2 separate regions of the Homo sapiens genome follow, and region 2 is linked to region 1. The links are chromatin loops, found by intact Hi-C in ENCODE. Cell type or tissue: PC-9. All regions are shown on one strand. Links, peaks and the distances in the headings refer to the core of each region. The heading gives the core; the rest is flanking DNA.

Evidence for each region. A loop is a pair of places that touch in the nucleus more often than their neighbours do. Peaks named below come from ENCODE experiments on the same cell type or tissue, not always from the same donor. Only the 100,000 strongest peaks of a DNase experiment are listed, where the experiment ranks them.
Region 2: it touches region 1 in a loop (12-fold over the local background); 7 of 110 quality-filtered maps call a loop at or near these places.

The regions. Positions count from the first base shown.
Region 1 is chr10:29,134,794-29,150,184 of GRCh38, forward strand. No RefSeq gene overlaps it. Among named protein-coding and RNA genes, the nearest start is that of LYZL1, 150 kb to the right of the region's middle. RefSeq lists enhancers at 5,572-6,072, 6,073-6,573. In PC-9, for the core only: no CTCF peak of the experiment used is centred there; DNase peaks (open chromatin) are centred at 6,388 and 7,198; H3K27ac peaks cover 1,496 bases.
Region 2 is chr10:29,246,606-29,261,996 of GRCh38, forward strand. No RefSeq gene overlaps it. Among named protein-coding and RNA genes, the nearest start is that of LYZL1, 35 kb to the right of the region's middle. In PC-9, for the core only: no CTCF peak of the experiment used is centred there; DNase peaks (open chromatin) are centred at 8,156, 10,076 and 10,746; H3K4me3 peaks cover 915 bases; H3K27ac peaks cover 2,350 bases.

The DNA.
Region 1 (15,391 bases), core at 3,995-11,994:
TGCTTGAGGCCAGGAGTTTGAGATCAGCCTGGCAACATAGGGAGACTCTGTCTCTATTAAAAAAAACCTTAAAACAATTAGCTGGGCATGATGGTGCATGCCTGTGGTCCTAGCTACTCAGGAGGCTGATGCAGGAGGATCACTTGAGCCTAGGTGTTCAAGGCTGCAGTGAGCTATGATGGCACTACTAAACTCCAGTCTGAGTGACAGAGTGAGACCCTCTCTAAAAAAACAAACAAACAAAAAAACTTTGAAATGAATGGAGCAAAAGATATCTCAGACAGACCCCATACTCTTCCTAAAGGGATTTAGGTATGCCCCATTTCAGCATGAACGTACGTCTAGAAAATACAAAAGGAGGAAGAATGTTCTGTCCAGTGTTTTATTTGTGCAAATGACGGGATTTCTAAAGCTTTTCAACAACACAACAGTTGGCTGTATTCAAAATCAGCCGATAGTAAGCAGGTACCTTGTCCTCTAAAGGTTTCTAGAAGGCTACATGGTCTGTATTTGGTCATCCTGATTTAATTCCCTATTTTTCTGATAGAGAAGGAATGTCGCTCTCTGTAGAAATATGTGTCCTAAAAGTCCCTTGGCTACTCTGATTGAAAAAAGAAACATGTTTGCAGGACTAAGCTAAGATGTTGAGATAAGAATGAACACAGTGGTCACAACAGATAAACAGGAGGAGGAAAGGAGCTGATGAAAATGGGAATGCTTTCTTTTTTTTTTCTGTCTTTACAGTTGCCTTGCAGAGGCGCTAAACCCCATAACTATGTTTATATTCTGATGATGTAAGACATTGCTTCCAAAGAGATAGCAGTTTCCATAGAGCTGAATCTATGGGAGCACATATTAATCTCTTTTTTATTTTAGGAGGAAGAGAATCACATCACAGAAAAGTCGTGAAATGATTGAAATGTTCTTTTCTGTTCCCCCAAAGCATCATTAAATGTATGTTTCAATCTCCTAATATAATCTGATTAACATATATGCTTGACATGATTCATTAGAATAATGACAATGGGAATTTCCAAGGAACACTTATTCTGTGCCAGGGACAGTGCTAGCCACTCGACATGAATTATTTCACTTAATCTTCTCAGTAATTTAGTTGAGAAAATTGAGACTCTGATTTTAAGTGATTTTTCTAAGGCCGTGTACATAATGCATAGGTTTGAATTCCATGTGTCTTTGACTGCAGAATCCATGCTAGGCCACACCTCCTAGCTCTAAAACAGCAATAATATATCATAAGAAAGGGACCAGGAGATGAAAGGGGGCAGGAATTGGCATCTGCCCAGTACTTGGTCTATATCAGGTACATTACATGTTTTCGCATGCCCAACTTTACATAATTAATAAGTAGGTGAGCTAAGATTTAACACCAAATGGATCTGCTTTCATAGTTCACTCATGTTCCCTCAAGTGGACTTTCTGCCTGATTACTTTAGGTGAGTTTAAAAAAATTAAAATAGGTATTAAAGTTAAATTTAGGGACCACCTAATCCTGAAGCTAACCAAAAACAGTATTGGGAATTAAACTTAAGACACTGATATCCTGATTATCTATTGCTGCATAACAAGTTACCCCAAAGTGTGGTGGCTTTAATATAATAATTTATTATTGTTATTATAATCATAATTCTGTGGATGAAAAACTCAGGTGGAACACAGTGCAACAGCATGCTTCTTTTCTTCTCTTTCGCTGTTATTTATTTATTTAAGTTTTAACTGACACGTAGTAACTATACATATTTATGTGGTAAAGTGTGATGTTTCAATAAAGGCATGCATTGTGCAATGATCAAATCGGGGTATTTAACATAGTCATCACCACATACATTTATCTTTTCTTTGTGATGAGAACATTTCAAAATCCTCTCTTCTAACTATTTTGAAATATACAAGACAATATTATCAACCATAGTCTCCCTACTGTGCAATACAACACCAGAACTTATTCCTTCTGTCTAACTGTAACTTTGTACCCACTGACCAACATCTCTGCATGCCTCAGGATGTCTTGCTTCTGCTCAGCAATGTCTGGAGTCTCAGATGGGAAGACTTGAATGGTTGGGGGCTGAAACAGCTGAAGGCTGGATGGGTATCTCTCTCTTACTCTGCCTTTATCTCTCTCTCTCTCTCACTGTCTCTCTCTCTCCAAAATAGCAAGCTTAGGCTTCCTCACAATATGGCAATCTCAGGTTAGTTGGACATCTTAAACCGCAGCAGAGCTTCAGAGTGTTCCAAGTATTTCAAGAAAAGGAAGTGACATCTACCAGTCTCTTAAGGCCTGGACCAAGAAACGGATACAGTATCATATTTACCATAGTCTGTTGTTCAAACTAACCAAGGGCCTACCTAAATTCAAAGGGAGGGAACAGAGACCCCATCTCTTCATGGGAGAAGTATTGAAGAATACGGAGCCATTTTTAATCCACCACTGCTAAACTTCAAAATCGCCTAAATATATTAATGTCAGCTGACTCACTAACATCAGTATGATAGGCTACATGTTGAACTGTTTTTTTACCCAGGCATTAACCAAACTTGTCAATAACTATTAATATTAGCCTTATTATAGATATAAACCATCATTTGGGCTTTTTTTTTTTTTTACCTATATGTGAAGATCTTAAGGAAGGAATAAAGTAGTATTTACTAATAGTTTACCTACTGTCCAAAAACAGTGTGTTTATAATATTTCATTTAATTCTCATAATTACCTTAATGTGTTATGCCCATTTTATAGTTGAGGAAGTCAAGGCTTAAAGAGATCTAAAGTGGTTTCTAAATATCAGCATTCTTGATGCCTCAAATCGTTTAAACTTTCAGGGTGAATCTTAAAGTTTTTGAAAATTAAAAAAATTATACATATATATTTTGGGTTGATACATAATGTTTTGCATATTTGATGGTTACATGTAATTTAAATGCAACGTACTCTAGTCCACCTAAAACTCCATGGATCCAACACCTACGGATTCTTGAACGTGTGTTTCTAAGTTGTCCATTGTTCAAGTTTCCCGTTTCCATTTAATTCTTGATCCATCAGATCTTGTCTCTAGCTACAGGTCACCGCTTTCCACCTCACCCCACCCTAAATGTCCCAGCTCCCTTATTCATTAATTCCATAAAACTCCTGTTAATACAGGGCTTTCTCGAATATACGGATATAAGTTCTGAAGGTTCGAGGGTAATAGCAAGATCACATTCCACTTGACAGAGAAATGATTTTTAAATGAATGTTAGACAATGCTGTTTTTAAAAACACCAAGGCCATTTCTGTTGCTGGGAATTTCTTACTGGCTGTTCACTCCCACCACGTGTTATAGGCACCTGATATTGCCTCCAGCCTGTTAGTCTCTGGAACTACTTATAGCTTCACCTCACTCCACTCCTCTCCTGGCTGCTGCTATAAACTAATATTCTAACAACACTTTTGTGCACAGCAATTAGGGTCCCTCTTTGTCTTGCCCTGGGCCATTGCAGAAACAGCCTTCACCATCCAAAGAGGTTACTAAAATATTTTTATGCACAATGACACTTCTCTTCCTTTCTACTGTTATCTGCTAGGGAGAAGGTGATACTGCAACAGTTCATGTAATAGATACGCTTTTGAGTTTAGTTTCAATTACAACGAATACTTTTTAAATCTAAAATTCACTTAGCAAATAAAATATGCCCTACACATAGTAGATATTTAATAAATAGGTGAAGTGTGAATTAAAGCAGTGCTAATCAGGAGCCATTATGTTACGTAGTAAAGAAAGCCTCAGTACTTAGTTTCACTGTTTGACCACTAAACTAGCAAAACAATGAATGAAATTCAATGAGGAAAAACATGAAATTGCATTAGAATACACAAGGAATGGTTCAGGGAGCCCAATGAAGAATAGTCAATGGCCATAGAATGAAATACAAAAAAAGAGGGCAAGGTCCCCCAAAATTAGTATTAGTTGGATATTTTTAAGTTTGTTTAATAAATACTTGAAAGAAGATATGTTTTATTTATTTATTTATTTATTTATTTATTTATTTATTTATTTATAGAGACAGAGTCTCACTCTGTCACCCAGGCTGGAGTGCAGTGCTGTGATCATAGCTCGCTGCAGCCTCCAACTCTTGGGCTCATGCAGTCCTCCTGCCTGAGACTCCCAAGTAGCTAGGACTACAAGCACATGCCAACATGCCTGACTAATTTTTTAAATTTTTGTAGAAATTAAGTCTTTCTATGTTGTCCAGGTTAGTCTCAACCTCCTGGCCTCAAGTGATCCTCCCACTTCAGCCTCCCAAAGTTCTGAGATTACAGGTGTGAACCACTGTGCCTGGCCATAAGACATGCTTTAATAAATCCTTCAATAACTTGCAAAGTACTGTGACTGTTGGAAAGTTATTATGACCTAAGAGATTATCTAAAGAACTAAAAGAATGACTGTTCTGGGAATTCAAAGAAATATTAAAATAAGGCAGCTTTGAATGAAGACAGAACAACCCCAAAGGAAAAACAACGGAATCCTTTAAATATATATAAATTAAAAGCTAACCCTTCTTTTAATGAATCTTATTTTCCTCAGCATTCTGTCCTGGTGTGATGTGGCTGTGTTGGCTTTTGCTGATGCCCAAGATGGCGGATCATGGAAACTGTGGTAGAAAGCCACGCCCCATCTTTAGCTCCCTCAACAACAGTCCTTGGTTTACAAAGGGTACACCGTGTGGGCTGCTTTGTGGAAAAGAAGTTTTCCCACAATGCCAATTAAGTTAAATTTGGAGGGCCGAGTCACTTTTTCCCCTACAGCTAAGCTTGAGCCCACGGGAAACCATCTTGATCCTTCCATATAGTGCCTTCAGAATAGAAATCCAAATTGGTTCTGCTACGACCTGGAGTACTGCTGAGATCACTAAACTCCTCTGACCACTCATAAATTTAGCGTTCCCCTTTTCTATGTCAACAAACCCTGGATAATGGTGTTCATTATTTCACTACATTCTCAAAAATAAAGGAGCCCCAACAAAAAACAGTTCTGTGACAAGCTGTAATATAGGAGAAAACTCATTTCCATATTATATTAAGCACACATGGGGGCCTCATGTTCTGTTATGTGCTATCATGACTACTTTGGGGTACCTTTATTATAGAATTCTTAGTTTTCTCAGAATTTTTAAAACTACCAATGCAGAAAGTGAGTGCCATTATTTTTGCCATTATTTTTATTCGAAGTAAATGAAAAAGAATATTTATATACACTTAAAAAGTGCCATCGGGGACATTTTATCTTATAGGAAATCTAGAATATATACTCCCTAGTGCCTTGAGATGATTTTTAAAGAACACATTAATCTCATTAGTCCCACCCCTATGGGTGGCAATGTTTTACTTTCCTTGGGTTTATTTTTAGTATTGTGCTTCCAAATTTTGTTTGGGGATGAAAAAGGTCATATGAAGGCCTTTTTTTGTATTTTCTGTAAAGCATATAAGGGCTCATTGGCTACAACCCTCTTAAAAATCAGTGGCAGGAAAAAAGCAAGTATCTTCTGAAGCAGTGAAATGCTTCCTTTCACTGGAGGCAGAAAACAATGTAACCCATTGTTTTTACTCTTTCCCTAAACTGCAAGGAAGCTCAGAATTAAATTTAATGTTCAGTTGCAGTAACTATCTTAAACTTCCCCTTTTATATGCTTTTTGATTTTCTGTCTATTTTAACAAACTTACTGTGTATGTAACGTTTTATTGAAACCTGCTTAAAATACTTTCTGGCAGAAGGAAGAATGTAAGTTATTCTTTAAAAACAAAAACAAAAACAAGACCCAACTCCAATTACACTGAAATGTGCAGGTTATTTTAGATGTGAGCCCACAGAACAATCATCCGTTAGGTTACTTGGGAGAATTGCCTCTACGTATCCACTCTGTCCTTGTGCATAAACACTCCAAATTGAGAAAAGTAGAAAGGCCATTTTGAATTTGACTTAAAAAAAAAAAATCCAAAAAACAGAGTCTCGTTCTGTCACACAAGCTGGAGTGCGGTGGCACGATCTCGGCTCACTGCAACCTCCGCCTCCCAGGTTCAAGCGAGTCTCATGCCTCAGCCTCCCAAGTAGCTAGGATTACAGGCATGAACCACCACGCCCTGTTCATTTTTGTATATTTTAGTAGAGACGAGGTTTTGCTATGTTTGCCAGGCTGGTCTCGAACTCCTGATGTTAAGTGATCTGCCTGACTCAGCCTCCCAAAGTGTTGGGATTACAGTCATGAGCCACGAATTTGATTTCTTGATGAAAATCTACTTTCTGATATGATTCTCCAATGAACTTTTCCCTTGGGCTTGGAGAGCAAAAAACTTCTACTTTGTTCTCAATTTTTTTTTTTTCTAAGAGATTCCCAAATGATGAGTTAAGTCCAGGAGAATTTTTTGCCTCTGACTAGCACCCAGTATGGGTCCCCGCCTTGCCATATGTGGTTCTGGGTATGAATAACTGGGCAAAAAACTTATTTAAGTCCTCCTTACCAAGGGATGTTTGTTCTATCTGGCTTCTAGTGAGGTAGAAAATGTCATCAAGTTGGACTTTTCAGTTCTGGTATTAGTACTGTTATATCTGATATTGCAAATTCCAAAGGGCTAAAAAAATACAGTCAAAGAAAGCCAACCAAATTGCTTTAAAGCTTTAAAAACAAACATTTGCATTTCAATCATGGGTAAAGGCCTGGGAAAGAGGGAAGAATCTGTGCAAGTATTTAAATTAAATCAGTTTGCCCACCTCCTAACACATTCTTAGACCGGTGGTATATATTGGCGGGATTCTTAAACTTTTTGTAATTGTGTGATAAATAATAGCATGTTCAAATATCTCATGAATTATGATTAGAATCCAATGCTGAAGCTTAACATCCCTTTTGAGAAAAATATAGTCAGTGAATCATTCTTTATAACAAAGAGCTTGGGAAAAAAATTAAGAACAGTCACAAGAGAATTTGGGATATTGGTAACCAATCAGAAGGTTTCAGGAAAAAAACAGTTTGCATTTGGTATAACTTAAGAGACTATTTTGGAAATTTAATAAACCTAGAACAAAGTTATTTGAAACTCCAGTAATGAATACAATGGTTAAATTCCACTCATTCCTGCATCATGGCAGAAATACCCTTATCTCTGAACACAAACCAAAATACACAAAGTCCTGATGCCTATCTGCCAGCCCTGGAGGGCAGCCTGGCAGTGTGAGAAGGAAGAAATCTCTTAAGAGCCTTCTCTTTTACCATATGTGCTTTCTACTAACTCTGTCATCTTTTACTTCATCCAAACTGGAAATGAATGAGCAGGCCTTCTCAGATGGCAGAGGCTACTGATGTTGGCAGTAAATATATAAATGAAATAAAAACAGAAATAACCAAAAAACCCCAACAAATTAAAACAAGCTCCTGAAAGGCACAGCTCCCTTCTACCCTCTCTAAATTAATAACAGACTTATTAGTTCAAAGGTAACTTGCGAGAGGTTAGAGTTTCTTTTAAAAAACCTAAATATAGATTAATATATTCCCCCACCCCTATATTAATACTTTTTACAAATAAACACATTTGGTTTAGCATAAGGAATATTTAAATATAAACAGTAGTTTTCTTACACAAATGTATGTTTTTACAATACTAAATCAACCTCACACCAACAAGAGTTGCAGCACTTGACCATGTTTTTATTGCAATCTACATCCATGATTTCTCCTTGCCATTAGAAGTGGTGTGGAAGTGCTGGGAAGGGAAGAGCGTGGTCCCTTTAAATGATAGGGAACCGAGGAAGGGAAGTGCTGAGTAGGGGAGGGTGTGGTCCCTGGCTAGGGCTCCACCCCCACGGGCCCAGGTGAGGACAGGCACTCCTGCTTTCGCCGGCTGTTGCATTTTCCAAGACCACTGTGGCCCACCATGCCCCCGTCCTGGGCCTATAAAAACCGGAGTCCCTAGCACAACAGAGACACAAGCCGCTGGACGTAGAGAGGAGCACATTGGCGGAAGAAGGCGCAAGCGGCTGATTGTGGAGAGGGCCTCCAGAGGAGAGCGCGGGCAGAAGAGCAGGACAGGCACCCGCTGGCCGGGAGGTCATTGACTGGCAGAACGACGCGGAATTTGGCTGGAGCAGTCGGAGGAGAGCCCAGGACGCCCAGCAGCCCGACTCCAGAACAAAACCATCTCCCTTCTGGCTCCCCCATCTGCATCCTTGCTGAGCCTTACTTCTACTCAACAAAGCCTTACACATTCTCGCAGCCCACGTGTGATCCGATTCTTCTGGTACACCAAGGCAAGAAACCCCAGGATACTGAAATCCCTCTGTCCTTCTGATAAGGAAGGGAGTCTCATTGAGCTGGTTAGCACACGCCGCCTGTAGACGGCAAGCTAAAAGAGCACCCTGTAACACATGTAACACATACCCACTGGGGCTTCAGCTATAAACATTCACCCTAGACACTGTCTTGGGGTCGGAGCCCCACAGCCTGCCCATCTTTATGCTCCCCTAGAGGTTTGAGCAGCAGGGCACACCCTCATCGCACGCCCTGGGAGGGGGACAAGGGAACCTCTTCCATTTCAGAAGAGTGGTGGTAGCTCTTAAAACTGTGATCTGGGTCACTGTTCTCTGCAGCCAGCACAGATGTGTACAGAGATGAAGGCACGTGGTCTGCAGTGACACTCGGGCACTAGGTAAATGATGAGGACATTTACAAATGGTATTCGATAGGTAAATTCATAAGTGCCAACGGGTAACCAGAATTCTATGTCCCAGAAACTGGTGGTGCACTGAACTTTCTCCATTCTCCTTCCAGATCCCCTGTCGGCATTTCTGTCTTCTTTTCTGAGCTCAGGAAGCTGACCTCTGCAGATTGCATCAAGTGGGTCTGAGACCCCTTTCCTTTGGCTTTCTTGCGGTTTCAGCCAATGACAACCACTGTAGCAGAGCAGAGGGGGACTCATTCTGCTGAAAGCCACAGCTCCTATCCGGTGGTCTTAGAGCTTGGTAGGTCCTGTAACTACCTGCATCCTTGCTTGTAGGTTTAAGGGTGGCAGTCACTTCCCTTTTGCTAGCCCCAGAGGGGCTTTACAGAGTCTTGGTTTCCTTGCCCTTACTTTCATATAACCTCCTTTTATTTAAAAAAACTGTTTAATTATCACATTTGAGTGTCTTCTTTTTCTGGCACATGCAGCTATGTAGATTAAAGGGGTAACTGTACTTTAAAAAAAATCAATAAATCAGACTTTTCATTACTTCGTCTGGTCTCTTCCTTATCCCTTTGGTCCAAATGTATTATGCAGTATTGAAATATGGTGGTAATTCATGAGGGCTAATAATCTCATGTATTGAGTACTTAGGTGCTAGAGTTTGGCATGCATTGTCTCATTTAATCTTTATTATTACCCACCTGGAAGATAAGTATTATTATCTCAATCTTCCACACAAGAAAACTGAAGTACAGATGTGTGAAGGAACTTGCCCAAGAGCCCACAGCCGGCAGCCTGTGTGGGACTGGAGCCTGCATTCTTCATTCTCAGTGCAAAATCAAACAGTGAATTCCTGGGGTCAGAGCAGTTGGTCTTAAAGTGGGTCACCTTCCCTGCTTCTACTGGTTGTTTCTCCCTTTCCTGATTGCCTTCTCTCTTCCTTCTCATTTTCTTGTTTGCGACTTTGACTTCACCTCATCACTCTTCACCCTTTGTCCTTTACTCAGCCTTCTACTGTCTCATGAGCTGGATTTTCTCCTCCAGTGCAACACACAGCAAAATATCAACAGCTACAAATTGTTTTAAGAGTCAGTTGCAGCCATTACAAATTAAGCTTATGGAAAGTTCTTAATGGTATGGAAAAGGCGGGATTGTGAATTCCCTAAAGCAGCACTGTCTTGTTCATTGAGCTTTCCAGCAGTACAATGCAGGCACTCAGATGATACTCAATACACAATTTTTTTTTTTTTTTTTGAGACGGAGTCTCGCTCTGTCGCCCAGGCTGGAGTGCAGTGGCACGATCTCGGCTCACTGCAAGTTCCGCCTCCCGGGTTCACGCCATTTTCCTGTCTCAGCCTCCCGAGTAGCTGGGACTACAGGTGCCCGCCACTGCGTCCAGCTAATTTTTTTGTATTTTTATTAGAGATGGGGTTTCACGGTGTTAGCCAGGATGGTCTTGATCTCCTGACCTCGTGATCTGCCCACCTCGGCCTCCCAAAGTGCTGGCATCACAGGCGTGAGCCACCGTGCCCGGCCTCTACACAATTTTTTAAGGAATGCAATAGTAAGCTCAGAAAGCAGGACACACAGTTCCATGCACAGTGCAATCTCAGGAAGAAATCACATGTGTAAAGTGAAGCCAGGGCAGAAATGTGCTTACCTAGTATCCATAGTTGTGTTAAGATAATGGCTTTTCAGGTGCTTATTTGAATGGTTCAACTTTTCTCTAGTTTTCAGATTTTTCACACTGGGCATGTTTTACTTTTTAGGCATAAATGTAACAACAACAACAAAAACCCCAAAGTGATATGGTTTGGCTGTATCCCCACCCAAATCTCGAACTGTAGTTCCCATAATTCTCATGCATCGTGGGAGGGACCCCGTGGGAGGTAATCGAATCATGGTGGCAGGTCTTTCCCATGCTGCTTTCATGGTAGTGAATAAGTCTCATGAGATCTAATGGTTTTTTAAGATCCATCAGATCTCATGAGACTTAAGATCTATGGTTTTATAAAGGCGAGTTCCCCTACACAAGCTCCTGCGTGCCACCATGTAAGACATGACTTTGCTCCTCCTTTGCCTTCTGCCATGATTGGGAGGCCTCCCCAGCCATGTGGAACTGTGAGTCCATTAAATCTCTTTCCTTTATAAATTACCCAGTCTTGGGTTTATCTTTATTAGCAGCGTGAGAACAGACTAATACACAAAGCAAAACGGGAAAAGTTCCACATAACGAGGTGGTAAGCCCTGATTCTCCCCTGGCATGCTGGACTCTGGCCTGTCATTCTCTCTGCTCAACAGAGCCAGACAGGGCCCCGGGCAGCTTACCTACACCTAATGGGCAGCAGTATTATGGAATAGCAGGCATTGAGTCTCAAAGGACCTGGGAGCTTATCTAGTCTGATACCACTCTTCTTATCGCCTTAGAAACTGGGACCCAGCACTGACTTGCTCTACATCAGGTAGTGGGTTCCAGAGAAACACAAGCTAAGACTCCTGATGACTGGGCTTCTCATACAGGGCTGTCACCATTTCTCTTTGCAGCTGTCTAGAAGAATCGTTTTTAAGTGTTGGCATAAGCATTTTCATTTCAACAGGTGTTTAGCTGTGCCTCCCGTTCTTGAGGTCAGGCACTGTTGGAAAGACACAAAAGTGTTGGATCCCCAAGGTGCTAAAGTAAATGAAGCACTTCATAAACACAGTAGGACCTCTTTCCCTGGAGAGATGGAAAATAGCACACTAGTGAGGTGGAAGCATTTTCCCTGAAAAAAATTTTTCATTTAAATCTAGACACAGTGTCTGGCTGGGGTGCAATGGCTCGATCATAGCTCACTGCAGCCTTGAACTGCTGGGCTAAAGTGATCCTCCCATCTCAGCCTCCTAAGTAGCTGGAAATACAGGCTCACACCACTGCATCCGGCTAGTTTTTATTTTTTTATTTTTTGTAGAGATGGAGTCTCATTATGTTGACCCAGCTGGTCTTGAGGTCTTGACCTCAATGATCTTCCCATCTTTGCCTCCCAAAGTGCTAGGATTATAGGCATGAGCCACTGTGCCTCACCCTGAAAAGTTTCTTTTGGAAATCTCCAATAAAAGCCAAGAATATCATACTCCAGGGCAGTCTTGGGGTGGTCTGACTTGACCTAAGAAAAGTCCCTCCAGAAATGGACAAACCACATGTCTGAATAATCTTCCCTTTCTGTTTATGCATTGAATGACTTCCCCATGTGAAGCATATGCATGCTGCAAACACAACAGTGAACAAATGCACTGACACTTGTGCATGAATATATAATTACAAAGGGTGTAAATGTCATAAAGGAAGATACAGGCAGCATGGAGAGTGCTCAGCAGGGAATCTGCCCCAGGGTGAAATTCTAGGAATTTCTTCCCAAGGACTTTCACTTTCATAAAGGATGTGTAAAATATGGGGAACAGCATCAAGGCAGAGGGAATAACGTGCAAAGGCTCAGAGGTAAGAGGAATTTGGTATGTTGGAGAAAGTTACAGAAGACAAAAGACTCAGATCATTCCTTTGGAATGCCTGATTCTGAGCATCAGGGCCTTCTGCTGTTTTGCTTGGGTGTTTTTGTTTATTTTCTTTCTTTCTTTTTTTTTTTTTTTTTTTTTACAGAGTTTGGCTGTGTTGCTCAGGCTGGAGTGCTGTCGTGCTGTCATAGCCCACTGAAACCTTGATTTCCTAGCCTTAAGTGATCCCCCCACCTTGGCCTTCCAAAGCATTGGGATTACAAGCATGAGCCACTGCACCTGTCTGTGTGTTTTCACTGCAAAATGTACCTCTGGCAATTGAAAGTGCTGGCTTGATGGCATTTGGAGATTACATGTAAAGAATAATGATTTTTAACTTTGTCATCATTAACATTAGTCAGTATTTCAGGCAATAATTGAGTCACTTTAAAGATCACTCCAGGTTCATGCTCACAAAATCTATCAATAGCACATGGAAAGGCATCTTTTTTTCCTCTAGTAAGTGATCATGCATGCAGTTAATCTGGAAGGGTTTTAAATCCTTAGAGTAAGAATAATAAGAAATCAAAACTCAAATGTTTTACACTACTTGGAAATATTGTGCCTCTCTTGAGTTTAATCCAGTTGATCTTGTTTCTTGGGGTAGAATTAAAATATAGGTTTTGCAAGAGCTTTCATGTTCAATCCATATAGCGAGGTCATAGACCCTAGAATCCCCAGAGAAGATAGGGCTAACTAAAGGTTAATGATAGATACAAGTGATCTCAATTTTAAGGCAGATTTATCTATGAAAGTGTAAGATGCAGAGGTAGTTCATGAAACCTGACTCCTCGTGTAAGTATCTTGTTAACTTTTCAGGAATGTCAAAGAAACTATTGAATTTTTGGAAATGGGACAAATAGCCAACACATCTCTCATTCAACATATATCCCATCCTTCCCCACTTCACGTTACCTGCAGATGTGGTGAGAATGCCTTGTACATATCACCTAAGTCACTGATAACAGCTAAACAGGGTAAAACCTAAAACTAAGAATGTATCACTAAAGTAACTATCCTGCAACTGGGCATGTTGACTCACACCTGTAATCCCAGCACTTTGGGAGGCCAAGGTGGGCAGATCACCTGAGGCCAGAAGTTCAAGACCAGCCTGGCCAACATGGCAAAACCGTGTCTCTACTAAAAATACAAAAAAATTAGCCAGGCATGGTGGTGGGTGCCTGCAATCCCAGATACTCGGAAGGCTGAGGCAGGAGAATTGCTTGAACCTGGGAGGCGGAAGCTGCAGTGAGCTGAGATCGCGCCATTGCACTCCAGCCTGGGCATCAAGAATGAAATTCCGTCTCAGAAAATAAAAAGTAACTATTCTGCAAGAAGACAGCCGTCAGCATCATTCATGTCCTTTGTTCTCCATCAGCTACTAATGCACTTAATTATTTTAGCTTTCAATCTGTATTTCTCTATCTTGTCTACAGAATAACCCAAAATATACTGTCACACGCCTTGCTGAAGGTCAGACTTACCTGTTTCCTGACCATCTGTCCAGTCAGATTGTCCAGTCAGCTTGCCCAAAATGGAAATTAAAGTGATTGGACTTATCCATCCTTAGTGAATGCTAATTGATTTTTCTTCATTTTATAAGATCCACCCTTTTCTTTAGTAATCCATTTTGAATCCTGCCCTCAGTGTCTGGGTTAAAGACAACCTTACCTTAAATCTAGAGTCTACTTACATTTTTATGTGGAATTAGAAAGTGCAGTTTGTTGACATATTGGTTTTTATTGGCTTTCTATTTGACCGTTGGCAGTTTTAATCAGAGTTATTCCAAACTCTCTATAAATTGATTCAAAAAATATTATTATGCAAATTTGTGCATGTCTAATATAAATATAATCACAAGTTTGTCATTCAAGGACATTTATGGTTTACCCAAATAGGTTGTGACAAAGGCATGAATATATACACATACCTTTCGGTAAGTTAAATAAATTTTGCCCTGTATATTCCCATATCTCCTCCCTTACTCTTCTGCAAGGCCTTTCCTTGGATTTCCCAGCTTTCTCTGGAAGCTCTCGAATACCCAGGTTTTGACATCTATTTCAAGCCTTCGATGAAATCATTATGTTGACCTAACTGAGGAATTTTCTATGCATGCATAATCATTCAGCATTAATGTCTCAATCAAGACTTCTTATCTGCTAGTTTTTATGGGCCAGAAGCATAAACCAGCTCTTTTTTTCTTGTTTTTTTGACACAGGGCCTTGCTCTGTCACCCAGGCTGGAGTGCAGTGGTGCGATCTCAGCTCACTGCAGCCTCTGTCTTCTGGGTTCAAATGATTCTCATGCCTCAGCCTCCCAAGTAGCTGGGACTACAGGCGTGCACCACCACGCCAGGCTAGCTTTTGTATTTTTAGTAGAGATGGGGTTTCACCATGTTGCCCAGGCTGGTCTCTAACTCCCGACATCAGGTGATCTGCCCTCCTCAGTCTCCCAAAATGCTGGGATTACAGGCGTGAGCCACTGTGCCTGCCCAACCAGCTCATTCTTTTCTTTTCTAAGAATCAAAGAATAGTAACTGCTGAATTTTTGTTCCTATTGCAAAGGGCTTTACTATTACTTTGTCCCTTATGAAAGTAGATGTGAGATTTTGATTGCGTTTGGGTTCTGAGAGATGACACTTCTGCCAGATTCTTATAAATATTGTCTATTATTATGTGACATTATTATAAGGACTGACTAAGGTGGAAAATTTTGGGTTTCTTTGTTTTTCTGAGTTTGCAACATAAATCTCAACAGGAGAATCACAAAACAACAAATCCAAAAGAGATTAAAAAAAAAATCAGTCTGCTAAGTCTGCTCAGGTTAATGTGTCTTGGCTCATGATGGTACCCAAAGCAGCAGGGTCCAATGAGCAAGAAGCAGAAAATACCAAAGACATCCCCATCTGTATAGGCTTGGAAAATGTCACTGCATGTACCTGACCTTCCACTATTAAGGTAGCTGATTTATCCCTTAGCTAAAGTTGCTCTCTCTTCCTAAAAGATCTTGCTTGTTTTAACTTTGTGGCATTCATGTTGCTGTTCCAGTCCAATCCCAGGATAAACTTCTGAGGTTGCAATGCCAGTTTGGAGAGCAGGACAGCAGCAAATTCCAAGGGAAGCCCTGGGGTTATCGCAAGCTCCAGCCGCCTGAGTT
Region 2 (15,391 bases), core at 5,006-13,005, 110 kb after region 1:
TATAAACATATACATCATGAACAATTAAATATAAATATATTTATATTTACTTACATTTATAAATATATTACTATAATATTTATAATATAAATATCTAAAATAATATAATATATAGATATATTTATTATATATATGTGTGTATAAATTTAGAGATGGGGTCTTGCTATGTTGCCCAGGCTGGAGCGTGGTATATATTATATATGTATAACATTTCCAGCACCCTAGGGCTCTATCATGCTGCTTCCTCATTATACCTGCCCCTCTTCCGAGAAAACAGTTTTCCTGATGTCTATCACCGTACATACATTTTGACTGTATATGTTCTCTGTCGTGTCTGGTTTCTTTCACTCAGTATTATGTCACAGTCTGTGTTGTTTTGTCTATCAGTGGGCTATTCTCTTTTACTGAACAGCATTCTGTCGTGTGGATACACCACAATTGATTTCTCCACTTCACTGCTGATGGACATTTGGGTTATTTCCAGTTTGGGGGCATTCTTGTACATGTCTCCTTATTTTTTATAGGGATAGAGTATGAAGTCTGTTTTCCTCATTACTGGTAGACTAACTGTTCCAAAACCATTTTTCTTTTCTGCATTTCTCATATCTCACGTCAGTGAATATATTTAAATACTGACTACAGCAATTTCTAAATTGTTCCACTATTTCTGTGTCTTTCTTTATATCATATTATTTAGCTTCTGAAGAAAAGAAGTGTCATAAGTAGCTGGAGACCTTCATAAAGATATTTGTGATAATTGTTTTAAAATGTAGATAGAAAAATATTTATTTGACTTGAAAAGTACACAATAATTGTCTTTTCTTTCTCTCAAACTTTTTTTTTTAGACTACACTCTAAGACAAGAAATGTATGCTGGGAGGAAACAAAGACTAGTCTGATATGAAACTTGCTTTCAAAAGCAGAGTTGTGATATTCAAGAAAAATATCACAGAATAGAATGTCCTAACTGCAATAGGAGAGGTTCAGATAAAATACTACAGAAGTTCACAGCATGGAGCCCCAGCAGTCATCTTTTCCAAACGAATCATCTTACCAGAGCACAAAACCCTCTCCAAGATACCACATCACTAGTAAATATGGTAATGTGGAATTTAAATCTTTAACATCTACCAAGAGCCTGCAAAATCAGTATGCAAAGTAATGTGTTGCATTGTTTAAAGAATACTAGGTTGATGGTGAAACCCCGTCTCTACTAAAAAAAATACAAAAATTAGCCAGGCGTGGTGGCGCACGCCTGTAATCTCAGCTACTCAGGAGGTTGAGGCAGGAGAATCTCTTGAACTCAGGAGGCCAAGGTTGCAGTGAGCCAAGATTGCGCCATTGAAATCCAGCTGGGGCGACAGGGGGAGACTCCATCTCCAAAAAAAAAAAAAAAGAATACCAGGTTGAAACGTGCTCTCAAAATACAAAGTTAATTAGATGGAGGGTCTCTTCCAACTTATTTGCACAAAAATAAGTATTTTCTCTTTATTTTGTCCTTAATGTCAAGTAAAAACTTTATTTACCTGAAGTTCTTTTTGAGGCTACAAAGGAGGGTCATTTAGCTTGCTCCAAGTTACAGAAGAAACTGAGGCACAAAAAAATTTAATACATTGAATCTAAAAGCTTTAAATAAAGGATGCATTGATTAAAAAACAAATATGGATGACCTACTAGAAGCTTGGAAATGTTTAGTTGAAGCTTTCTCCTCTTATCTTAAATACAGGGCTCCCTGGAAATTAATCACAGATGTTCCAGCACTTGGTAGAAAGGCAAACTTGTGGTGGGAAAGATACAAACAAAATAAGAGCCAAAAGTTGGTCATTGTTTGCAGGATGTCTTATTCAATGTGTATTTTTCTATATGTACATGCATAGGTAAGTCTCAGAGACTTTCTGCTCAAAGATAGGTGACTCTCAGGTATGGTGCAAAAGAGCAATCTCCCCTCCCACCCTCACACTCTTTAAAAACAAGGCAGGGTGGCTGGGTGCAGTGGCTCATGCCTGTAATCCCAGCACTTTGGGAAGCTGAGGCATGCAGATCACCTGAGGTCAGGAGTTCGAGACCAGCCTGGCCAACATGGGGAAACCCCGTCTCTACTAAAAATACAAAAATTAGCTGGGTGTGGTGGCCTGCGCCTGTAGTCCCAGCTACTCAGGAGGCTGAAGCAGGAGGGTCGCTTGAACCCGGGAGATGGAGGTTGCAGTGAGCCGAGATCACACCACTGCATGCCAGCCTGGGCGACAGAGCAAGACTCCAACTCAAATAAAAACAAGGCAGGGGAGTCGATTTTAGCTATCAATTGGTCTGACATTCCAGAAGTCTAGAAATTGTGAAATAAATGCCTTTTTAAATATAAATATTTATGTTTCAAGTTTGGATATTTTAAACAAATTTTAGTATGAAAATGAATAGCAAAAAAGGTCTAGCCATTCTTACTAGTTAAACCAAAGAGCATACTTCCAAAGACACAAACAATAAAATCCCTCTTCCTAGCTCAGCCCTGTGCTTTGAAGGCTTGAGGCTGGTGTGGGTGTGTCAGAACGCCCTCCCGCTCTCTGCCCACAGGATTTCCATTGACGTAGGTGGGACCTGGATTCCAAATATGTGACCCCAAATAGGTCAGTAAAGGACGCCTGTCACAAAGGGAGATCTGTCTTTAAAATTTCAGCATGTGACAGTTCACAAGGGAGAAAGTCATAGAAACCCAAATATTGGATTCTCTGCTCTAATTATTTCAGTGAATGGCCCTTAATGAGAAAAGTCATTTCACAGCAGGATCCGTGAGTTTATGTCTGGAGCCATAGTGATGTTTCACCAGTGAAAATCTCTTTCTACTTTGAGCTTTTGAAGACAAAAGAGATGAATGCAATGTGGACATAGCTTCAAAGCTGTACAAGGATCCAGCAAGACAAGAGAAATACAAAATGCATCTCGGGTCAGTTGAATGCATGTTTAGGATTGCCCATCTGTCCGTCTCTGTTCACATCTTGACCTACGCTGTGTTCCTCTGCGTGGGGTTGGATGCCAGGTCCCCTCTCCATTGATGGGTCCCACAGGTCTTGATATAGTTTGAATGGTTGTCCCCGCAAAGCTTATGTTGAAATGTGATCCCCAGTGTTGGAGGAGGGGCCTGGTGGGAGGTGTTTGGGTCATGGGGTGGGGGCAGATCCCTCATGAATGGCTTGGTGCACTCCATGGTAATGAGTGAGTTCTTGCTCTGTTAGTTCACATGAAATATGATTGTTAAAAATATTCTGGCACCTCCTCCTCTCTCTTGCTCCCTCTCTCACTATGTGACACACCTGCTTCCCTTCTACCATGAGTAAAAGCTTCCTGAGGCTTCACTGGAAGCTGAGCAGATGCCGATACCATACGGCCTCCAGACCTATGAGCCAAATAAACCTCTTGTCTTTATAAATTACCAAGCCTCAGGTATTCCTTTATAACCATGCAAAACAGACAACCACAGGTCTCAAATATCATTTCATTTTGGGGGCTTACTTTGTGGTCCCAGTAACATGAAAGTGTCCCTAGTAAAAGGGAAAAATGAGCAGATGGACTTGTTTTAGTGGGACAGCTAGTTCCAAGCAGCTTTTGAGAGGAGGGAGGAAAGGGAGGGAGAGGTTGGAATGCGTGGAAAGGAAGAAGCCTAATTAAAAGCCCTTTGTATTTGAACTTGGGAGAAGGGTGCTCTAAAGTGAGCCAACAGGGTAAGTTTCCCCTCCTCCCAACTTGGCTGAGCATTAACCCTGCAAGTGGCTTTCAAAAATGTTTATGAGGCTGAGATTTTTCCATTCACTGTGACACCTACCACATCCTAAACAACATGATATGTTGTCATGATCTCACTTGATTCACCAACCATCCTATGAGACAAATGTTAATGGCCCATTCTCTGGCTTAGGACATGCAACCTGGGCAGGAACACTGGTTTGTCCAATGTGGTGCACGTGGTGAATTAGGCAGCCTGTCCTCCCACACAGCACAGCACAGTGACACTGGACACACCCAAAGGCCAAGGGCCATCTGGTCCAGAGTGATGCAAAAAGTGATCCCAGGCACCCTCCAGCATCAGCCCCAGTCATCATCCCCCAAGAAGGGGCGACAAGGAAGGCTCGGTTCTTATCCCCACTCTCATCAAGCTTTCATGGTCCCCGCTGAAAATAAAAAAGCAAGTTGCTAGCATTGGATGCCCTGAAATCAATAGCAAAAGAAAAGAGACCCTCTCTGTCTGCCAAGGAGCTGCAGCCAAGCCTCCTCCTCTGTCCTTCCTTCCACACCAGTCATGCCCCTGAATGGAAACCTGGACTAAAGTCTATGTCACTACACCCTCTGCAAATGTCCAAAGCTGCCTGCAGAGGCAGGGTTCCTCGTGAAGTTCCATGTTGGAAAACTCCCATTTGGGGGAGCAGTGTTAGACCCAGTTGAGCCACTTATAAGCTGTTGCATCAGGTATTTGATTAATATATGTTCTGCTTTAATCAGTAAACAACTTACATTTGTGTAGTACTTTAGAGTTAACAAAGGAGTTTTATTCCTCACCCCATTATATCCTCAAACAGTGATGACCATCAATATCCTGATTTTATAATTGAGGAAGCCAAGAGGTGGAATGGGCAGCCTTGTATCACCTATTCGAAAAGTGTCAAGGTCAAAATGGGAATCCACATATGCTGGCTTTTAAAAATTATTACTAGATTTTTCAAACATAAGAAGAGTAGAGAAAATAGATCATGCTCTCTCATGCCCATCACCTAGCTTGAATAGTTATTCATCGGTTTCCAGATTTACTTCGTCTATTTTTGTTTTGTCAGGATTGCTTTCCAGACATCCTATTATTTCACCCCCATGCATCTCTAAATGTAAGAACACCCATGCCTTCTGGCTGCAAAGCCCATGCTCTGCTCACTACTTCATAATGTCCCCGGGGAACTCACTGGCTTCACCTGCACCTGCTGGGGAGGGAAAAGCTGGATGAGATGAACTCTGAGGCCCTTCCTGTTCTGAAATTTCTGGATTCTGGTTTTTGTAACCAAAGCAACATTCACCACAATGGCTTCTGTGTGCTGTTCTCACCTCACCTTTTGTAGTCATTCCCCCTCCCATTGTTGACTCTAAGACTTTAGAGCTCATCAGCAGGTGAGCAGAGAAGCAAAGTTGGGGTGATTGACAGAAATCAGATCAGAGTTACCTGGTATAAAGAGACTGAGCACATCCTTCAGGTGTCGACAAAGTGGGATCCCCAAAACAGTTTGGAAAAGAATGGATGTGAAAAATTACAAACACACTACTGAAGTCATTATCTAAAGAAAATAAGAGCTTGATTGCTCTTTATTGTATTTATTGTATATTTTTATCTTGAATTTCTAGGAGCACCATAACACTTGCAGTATCTAGAGCCTCTAAAGGACCATCCTAGCTTCCATCAGTATAAAGAATTGAGAATTAACCAAGTCACTGATTAAGAAAATGGAATTCCAGCAGTGTGGTCAGGTCGAATTAAAGACCCTAGGTGTTCAGAAATTGGAGGAAGGATGTTCTAAGGCAAGCAGACAAAATAAGTTTCCCCTCCTGACAACTTGGCAGGGCATCAACCTTGCAAGTGGTTTTTTAAAGGTTTATGGAGCTTAGATGTTTCCATGTGCTGTGACACCTATCACATCATAAACAATGTGATGCACTGCCGTGATCTCACTTGATTCACCAACCATTCTAGAAGACAGGTATTAACAACCCCAAGTTGTGGATTAGAACATTCAGGTTGGATATGGTGGCTCATGCTTGTAATCCCAACATTTTGGGAGGCCAAGGTGGGAGGATCACTGGAGGCCAGAAGTTTGAGACCAGCTTGGGCAATATGGCAAGACCCCATCTTTACAAAGAGTAAGACAATTAGCTAGTTGTGGTGATGTGTGCCTGTAATCCCAGCTGTTGGGGAGGCTGAGGCAGGAGGATTGCTTGAGCCCAGGAAGTCAAAGTTACAATGAGATACGATCACACCACTGCATTTCAGCCTGGGCAACAGAGAAAGACTCTCTCTCTCTCTCTCTCAAAATAATAGTAACACTAATAAAGGCATTCAGCCTGAGAGATCAGTTGAATTCCAGAATATCCTGGGTATGTGTTGGGAATAGGGAAACTCAAGTGTGAGTATCAGGTGTTGTCACAGTTGCAAGACGGTAGCTAAGCCTGACTTGATCCTTACAGTCCCTGAGGCAAGTCCTCTGTCTGGGAAGCCACCTCAGTACCTCTATCCATCCTTACTACCTTTGGCAGGAGCATCTAAGAAGCTTCATTCATCCTGTGTGGGTACACTTGGGGCACTGCCCTTAGGGGCTTTGACCCAGAGTCCCCACGTCCAGGGCAGGGGCAAATTGAAAGCTCAGCTCAGTGCCTTGGCTGGCTGGGCTGGAAAGCGTGCTGCAAGCCTGAGCCTATTCCAGCCAATGGACTTTATACCACGCAGAGAATCCATACCAGACGCTGTCTTGAAGAATCCAGTCCCAGGGAGCAGTTTATTGATCTGGCAGATGATTAAAAGACAGCAGAGATGAGCTCAAGTGTTGCTTTGGTTTTTCCATCCTGAGAGTGAATCTGACATCTCCTTGGGGGATCATCAGCCCCGTCTGCTGCAGAAGAAGCAGATGACTCCTCCGTGCAGCCGAAGGTCACAGGAATGTTCGAGTCAACGTCTTCTGGCTCAATTCTGTTCGCAGCGAGACACCCAGGGGAGCGTCACGTTCGCCCCAGGTCTGGAGCATGCCAACGCCTTGCTCCAGATCATGTCTGTGCCAAGAGAAGTCCATGTGCATTCATCCCACAGGCTCGCCCTCTCCTCTCTCCTTATGGGATAAAGAGAATGATCACAGCACAGCCTGTAACGTTTTATGGCTGCTCAAAGAGAAAAGGGGGAAAAATAGCTTGCATACGTTGCAAAGAGAGCAGACCATTTTCAGCAATAGGGAAAAGGGATGGAATTTGGGCTGAAGTCAGCTGGAGTTGTCATTTGAAATAGACATCTCTGCTGTCAACCCTTGGATGACCTAAGCTGTGCAGCAGATGACTTGGACTTGTCACTAAGTAGATATGCTGTGGTTTTAGGAGAAATTACAGCAGGTGAAATGCTCAGGCAGCAGATTATTTACAAGCTGTTTCTAATGCGGGAGTTTCTACAGCAAGTGGTTTCATGGACAAAAGTATATATTAAATGGCTCGTGTAATTGCCCACATTGGCAGTGAAATATAACCGGGTTGGATTTCAGCAGGACACCTATAGCAATGAAGCATGCTTCAATCTGATTAAAAAGTGAACAGCTCCTTACTGGGACAAATTATACACTGCCCAGGCCAGCAAGAGGAGAACCTGAATAGCAAATGAATCTTGACAATTAGCTTCTTCAAAGCAAACTTCCCATTCATCCACTTCCACAGCTTCTGACACCCCTTTGGAGTGAGACGTGTATGTTCTCCTATAAGTCACAGCACACCAGCTCAGAGTTACCAAAGCTGATTCTGCTTTGGAAACCTTGAACAAAAAGAAGAAAAAGGAGAATATAAGGAGAAAGAAAGGGAGAAGGAGGAGGAGAAGGAGGAAGAAGGGGAGAAGGGGGAGAAGGAGGAGGAAGAATAGAAGGAAAAGAAGAAGGAGGAGAAAGAGAACAGGAGGAGGAGGAAGAGGAGGAGAGGGAGAAGAGGAGGAGGAGAACAGGAGAAGGAAAACAGGAGGAGGAGAACAGGAGGAGGAGGAAGAGGAGGAGGAGGATGGGGAGGAGGAGGAGGCAGCTCAAGAGCCTGCCATTCCTCAGTTCTTTTTCATAGAAAAACAGAAGGAATAAGAGAGAAGAAGAGGGAGAAGAGGAAGACCTTAAATCCCCTTCTTTCCTTAAAAATTTCTGCAAAACTTGGCCTGCAGTAAATATGCTCTGTCCCAGAAAAGCTCTGATCCACACAGTTAGATTGGCTGCACGGAAGGGAACTTCCCCAGACATTTTTATGGGGACCAGAGGATAGATAAGCTCCCTGCATGCTCCCCACCCCCAACTTCCCCAACCCTTGCACTGCTGGTTTTTGTCAAAGATAGTTGTAGTTACAGCTCATTAATCATCCGTCACCCAGACAGACTCTGACAAGAATGCTGATAGCATCAGGGCCCCCAGGGAGCAGACCACAGAGGCAGGACGAGGGGTGGGGGTGACGTTCTCTCCAGCCTGGCCCAAAAGGCCACCAGCCCCAGAGCCTGCCATTTCTCAGCTCTTTTTCACAGACTGAAAGCTCATGCCTGACTCAAGCTCAGATCAACTGGGCGAGATCGCAGACAATGGGTTCTTTGCCACCTGAATAGTAACAGCACTCCCAGGCCATCTAAAAGGTCGGCGTAATTAAAACAACCAGAAGCAGTTGGCGTCCTTTGTTAAAGGCATTCACTGGGGCTGGGCATGATGGCTCATACCGGTAATCACAGCACACTGGGAGGCTGAGGCGGGAGGATTGTTTGAGCCCCGGAGTTTGAGACCAGCCTGGGCAACATAGGGAGAACTCACCTCAAAATTTTACAAAAAGGCATTCACTGTGGCTGAATTGTACTCTGGGTCTGCAAATTAGTTTTCATTTATCATTACATCAGCAGTGTGATTCTGTTTCTGGATGCCAGCTGGAACCATCTGTGATTTAAATAGCGTGTATGCACACACACACTCATATATTCAGAGAAGGATGTACATCCTTTATATATTAACCCTAATTTCTGAACCCAACACTGGGACATCTGGTATGATAAGCAAAAGTAATATTGTTTTATCTGGGAAAAGTTTATATATCAAAGAAAAAATCAGTGGATAAAAAATTGAAATCCAATGCACCCCAGACGAGGAATTTGGATAAATATTTTCTTCCCTTCTAAAGAGATATACCAATATTAAAATCATGTCAGAGTAAGACCCAGCTCTAGTTTTTAAAGAGAAGCTTCTTAATTTGTTCACAAGTATCTGTAAGTTGCAGAGAGGCAAAATGTATTGCATTTTATAGGTGAAAATTTGGAGGCCATAGAGATTGGATGCCCACTTCATGTCACTTGGGGAAGTCTCATTCTGTGACACCCCATTTAATACAAATTCCATTAGCCACCCTGTCAAAGACACTCATTTCCTTCCTCAGACACTGACTTTAATGGATGTAATGTCACATTTTGGCATCTGGAAGACCTTATTTCCTTTGCCAGTCCTCTCTGTTGGGGAGATGTAGGGAGAGAGGGAGAGAGCCTGGACAGTAGGGGTTGTGAGGGGTTGAGATGGTGAGCTTTGTTTAATGTGCTCAATTGCCCTGATTTGGGGGTCAGGACCCACTACTCGAAGTTAGCTGGGATCTTGTAAATTTTCTGAATCAGACTAGGAGGGTCTTGTGTGACTCATGGCATGTTTCCATTTCCAATTAAAGGAAAGATTTCAGGGGTGCCTGTAGCTCAACTCCTTCTTTTTGTTACCCCACCTTCTCCACGAGCCAATCTAATTTCCAATTTATGAACCGTGTGTCCTACGGAAGGACCGCAAACTTCAAGAGGGTTTCGCCCACAGTCCCACCTACTCAGCTTTACTAAATGTCATGAAAAGTTTGTTTCCAAGCAAATCCCAGTAATTCATGTAATTGAAACACACAGAAGCTTGTCTAGAAACAGGAACATTGACGGAAGATGTTAGGCAAAATATTAAGACAGCCAAAGCTGCTTACTGAGATGTGCAAGTGACTCGCAGGGGGACAGACATGCCACTTCAGCACCAGAAGGTTTTAATTTAAACAATATGATTCCATGACCACCACCCTTACCCAGTCTTCCGCCTTCCCACACCTGAACTCCAAAGAAGTTTGAATGCAAGGGGAATTTAAATAAAAGTGTTCAAAGGAAAAGGCATTGAGAAACGCTCAAGTGGACAAGTGTTTTGTTTGTTTTTGTTTTGTTTTTATTTTTGCAGAGGTTTTCAGAAATGTAACTTTCATTAGTGCCCATGTGAGCTGTCCTGCCTAAAGCCAGCTATTGAGCAAGTTGAGTAAATCCCCCTAAGGTAGGAAACAAAGTCCTCTCTCTTTACATTAAAAGGAAGAAAAATTTAACAGCAGAGTCCAGACATACCACAAGGCTCGCTTCATAAATAAAGGGTTTTATTTAGGAGATAAGGTGAACTCTGGGGATCTGTAACAGTTCCTTTCTGTGAGATAAATGCTATGGCATTTGTAGAAAATAAAACTCTCAGAGAAACCAAGACTTTTCTTGTCAAAACAAGGAGATTATTTTCTAGCAACTAAGTTCATTCTCTTTGACCTTGCCTGCCATTAGGGTAAAGGAGATAATAAAAGAGAAAGGGGGAGATTGAATCAGATAGCTAATGTGCAAAGAGAATAAGACAGATATTTAAATATTTCTGGAGAATTCTGCTCCAGTGAGATGCTTTTAGAAAAAGAAAAAAAAAAAAAAGATGCATTCTCCATTGCTCCCAACTGGATTGCAGAAATAGCACAAGATTACTTGGAATCACGTTTTATTTTTATTTACGATCTGGAGTGGGAGGTGATACACGAGGGCTGACTCCTACTCCACAGCTGCACTCTCCGGGTTCTGGAGCTGAAGACATGGCGTGCTCTGGGGGGAAAGGTTAGCGCTGAGAACACATTGCTGTTTCTTGCTCGGATGTGCTGGCAAGAGGGGCCCTGGCTTTGCCTTGTAAAAGTAGCTCCGGAGCAAACCATTAGCACATCTAACCTCAATATTTTGAAATCCAGAAACAACATTGAGTCATGCTGGTCATACTATAAAGTTTTACTGCATTTTTTTAAGAAACAGAGTCAAAAACAAGCTGGGGATCATGTGAATTATCTCTTTACATGTGTCAAGCCCAGGAATTTGGCACATGGATCAAAATGATGGAATGGAGCAGGGAAGCCACCAGGAAAGTGTCATTAGAGGAAAAATCACCCTGGCTCCCGGGAATGCATGGCACTTTATCAGGCGGGGTGCCCCTTGTCTTAACCACATACCTGGCACAGTGTCTGATCTTTGGAAAACTACAGCTATAAATACCCTTCGTCCTGTACTAAAAATAGAGACTCTTTAATGTGAAAGAAGCCAGAGGAAAAAAGGATCTAGTGACATCAATGTGTGTCCAGTGTCTGTGTCATCCTGGCCATGTCTCTGTGAGATGGTGAAGCCAGGATCTTAGTGTTTTCAGGAGAAAAATGAATGAATGAACTAATCCCCTTCTGGAGAAAACTCAGGATGTGTTGATGACTGGAACTCCTTGTCAACTTTTCCCAGATGCTTTCATGAGTTCGAGGTCAATCTTTTCTGGGAACAGTCCAGCAATTTCACCCCAAGTGTCAACTTTGTAAAAATACTCGGTAGACAAGAATCCAGGAATGGTTCCTTAATCTATGGCACCCAAGGCCAAGAGAGCAGACAGTTTTCCCAGGCTGCTCAGGGTTGACTTTACTAAACCGACCATAATTCATACTAACACCTTGAATAATGAGGAGCTCTAAACACATGAGAAAATCCAATAAAGTATTTTAGAAGACAAACAAGAAGACTAGCAGTAGACTTGCAGTGCCAGGTGCTATTACAAAGCTGCAGTAATTAAACGAATATGCCAGTAGCCCCAGAATGGACAAAGAAGTCAATGGACCAGAGTAGAATGTTGAGACCAGATCCCCCCAAATTCAGTATCGTATGATAAAGGTAGCAAGGTCATTTAGAGGGGAATAGATGATTACTAAGTTGTGCCAGGATAACAGGTTGACCCTAGAAAACACGAAGTTAGAGCTTTACCTCATGGTTTACACCAAAAGAAATTCCAGATGGACTAAAAAAAAAAAATAAGGATTTAAAATAAAATCATCAAAGGAGAAAATTTAGTTGTTTGTATAGCTGTTTTACGAGAAGAGAAGGTTTTCTAAGCACGACACAAGAGGTAGAAACCATACTAGAAAAAAACGACCAGTGGGGGATGCAAAACAAACCTTCTCTACATCACACACACACACACACACACACACACACACACACACACACACAGAGAGAGAGGAGAGAGAGAGAGAGAGAGAACAATGTGTAAAGGAGGTGAACATGCAGTTCATAAGAGAAGGCATACACACAGAAGATAAAACCACGAAAAACCTCACTAATAATCAAAGAAGGGAAAATTAAAGCCATCTGTTATGCCAGGCATGGTGGCTCACACCTGTAATCCCAACACTTTAGGAAGTGGAGCCAGAGGATCGCTTGAACCCAGGGGTTCAGGACCAGCCTGGGTGACAAAGCCAGACTCTGTCCCTACAAAATAAAAATAAAAAAATTAGCCAGGCATGATGGCATGCGCCTATAGTCCCAGCTTCTCAAGAGGCTGAGATGGGAGGATCGCTTGAGTCTGGGAGGTCAAGGCTGCAGTGAGCCATGATTATGCCACTGCACAACAGCCTGGACAACAGACTGACACCTCATCTCTTAATAACAAAAGCCATGAGTTGTTATTTGGTTCTTATCAAATTGACAAGCATTTAAAATAATGCTAATGCCCAGATTGGGCAATGTAGAAAGGCAAACCCTCTCATACCCTGTGGGTGAGAATATAAAATGTGTTCAAGGTTTTGTAGTTATTCTACTGTATTTGTCCTACTGTATTCTTTTCTAAGATAATTTTTGAATGATCACCCTTCTCTAATATAAAGCTCATGGTGCTGGTATGAATGACCCAAAAGTCCAGATTGAAAGGACAATTCAGTGACATCAAAGCCATTTTCCTGGTAACTGGAGCACTGGAATAGTCCTGTGGCCATCATATGTTGTGGTTGGGCATGGCAGCTACCGCTGGCTGGCTGTCCCAACCACCATGTGTGAACCTCTTCCTCCTAGTTCATTCTGATCATAAAAGCTATAAAAATCTCAATACTTACTTTCCACACCTGTAGCCGTGGTTGACCATGTGATGTGAATCTGTACAAAGAGTTGTAAAAAGAAGTTTGTTATAGCTTCTGGGACAGTCTTTGCTTTTGTCTCTGGGGGCACTTCTTTGTTTCTTCCCAACGTGACTGAGGAGGTAAAGCCTGGAGCAGGGGCAGCCATTTTGTGACTGTGAGGCAAAGTCAAGAATATCATAGAGACTTTAGCCCCAACACTGAGAACCTTCTTCAGTCCTCAGTTTTCTTGTTGTATAAAAAAAAATGAACCCATATTTGTTTAAGATAACATAAACCTAGCTCTCTACTACTTGGTAGCAAATAGCATTTTTAACTGATTGAGAAGTTCACAACTGTTAGAAAACATAACATAAATATACAATATATGTTAAATCCCTTAATACATAAAAATGGGGAAAGAGTATGCATTTAGAAGACATTTGGCAGAGGCACATTTTTATTTTTTTAATAAGCATACTATTTGGAATAAGATGCTTACATTCTAGCAATATCGTTAGCTCATGAACAGCCATGCCTGAACATTCTGGATGAATAATCTTTCACTAAATATCTAAAAAGCTTTTAAAATAAGTCTGGTATTAAAGTAACAAAAAATAATAGAAACAAAATATACATTCAAGAATGTTCATTTTAACAGTATATTGTCAAAATAAAAAGGGAGGAATTCAAAAACCTAGGTGTCTAACAATAAGAGATTGGTTAAATGAATAATGGTAAATCTATAAAATGAAGTCATATGTACCCATTAAAAATAATGTTGTAGAGGAATATTTATTGGTATAAGAAAATTGTCACCATATAATTAAGTGAAAAAAGAACCTACAAGATAGAATAAACAGTACATAATTATTTCTGTTACTGAAGACTGAGACCACCTTAATCTTGCTTCTCATTGCATTCCCAGTGCCTAATACAAAGCCTGACACATACCAGCGGTGCTTTTATTTTTTTTTATTTTTTTGAAACAGAGTCTCTCTCTGTTACCCAGGCTGGAGTGCAGTGGTGTGATCTCAGCTCACTGCAACCTCCGCCTCCTCAGTTCAAGCAATTCTCCTGTCTCAGCCTCCCGAGTAGCTGGGATTACAGGCGTGTGCCACCACGCCCAGCTAATTTTTGTATTTTTAGTAGGGATTGGGTTTCACCATGTTGGCCAGGCTGGTCTCGAACTCCTGACCTCATGATCTGCCCACCTGGGCCTCCCAAAGTGCTGGGATTACAGTTGTGAGCCACCAGTCCTGGCCTTAATTTTTTTTAATGAGGCTGGGTGTGGAGGCTTATGCTTACAATAACACTTTGAGAGGCTGAAGCCAGGAGTTCGAGACCAGCCTGGGCAACATAGTGAGACCATGTCTCTACAAAAAATTTAAAAATTATCTGGGCATGGTGGTGCACACCTGTAATCCTAGTTACTCAGGAGGCTGAGGCAAGAGGATCACTTGAGCCCAGGAGTTCGAGGCTGCAGTCAGCTATAATCACACCACTGTACTCCAGCTTGAGTGACAGAGCAAGACCCTGTCTCTAAAAATATGTATATATAAAATGTAAGTGAAAATTGCATTAAATGAATTAAAATGTGAAATATACTACATTGTTGCTAGTGTTTTTCTTTCTTTTTGCTTTTAGCTTTGAACATATACATATATCCTTTTTCATATTTTCCACTGATTTTTGCATTCAACATCTATGACTTTTTTAATTAGGAAAAACTTAAAAGACAACTCATGAAAGGAAATTTTCTTTTCTCCGATGCCGCTTTTCACCATTGTATCCAGAAAGGGTATGCAGACTTTACTACCTGAGGCCCCTTCCTGACATGTGTGGTCTTCGCGGGTGTGGAAGTGAGCGTGCGCCAGTTTGGAGCAGGCAGGCTGATTCCTCAGGGCCATGCTTCTGCAGGGACGGCCACAGTCCATGGCTTTCCCCATTGTCCACTCAGCCCTGGCCCTCCCAGGGATCTGCCAGCTGATCCCCGGCTGCTACTGACTCCCCACTGAGGGGCCACCAGAATCTCAGCCTTTCTGTGTCACCACCCTCCTCTCTCTATACCTCATGATCTATGTCCTCTCATAATCTATTCTCTGCTTGACAAAGTGACAACAAGCTATCATGAACAGATGTTATTGTTGTTGTTTTTGAGACAGGGTCTTACCCCGTCACCCAGGCTGGAGTGCAGCGGCATAATCATAGCTCACTGCAAGCCTCAGCTTCCTGGGTTCAAACAATCCTTCCACTTCAGCCTCCTGAGTAGCTGAGACTACACGCACATGCCATCACACCCAGCTAATTTGATGAGGTCTCACTGTGTTGCCCAGGCTGGTCTCGGACTCCTGAGCTCAATCGGTCCTCCCACCTCTGCCTCCCAAAGTGCTGGGATTATAGGTGTGAGCCACCATGCCCAGCCTGTTTATTTATTTTTGCTTTTTAAGAA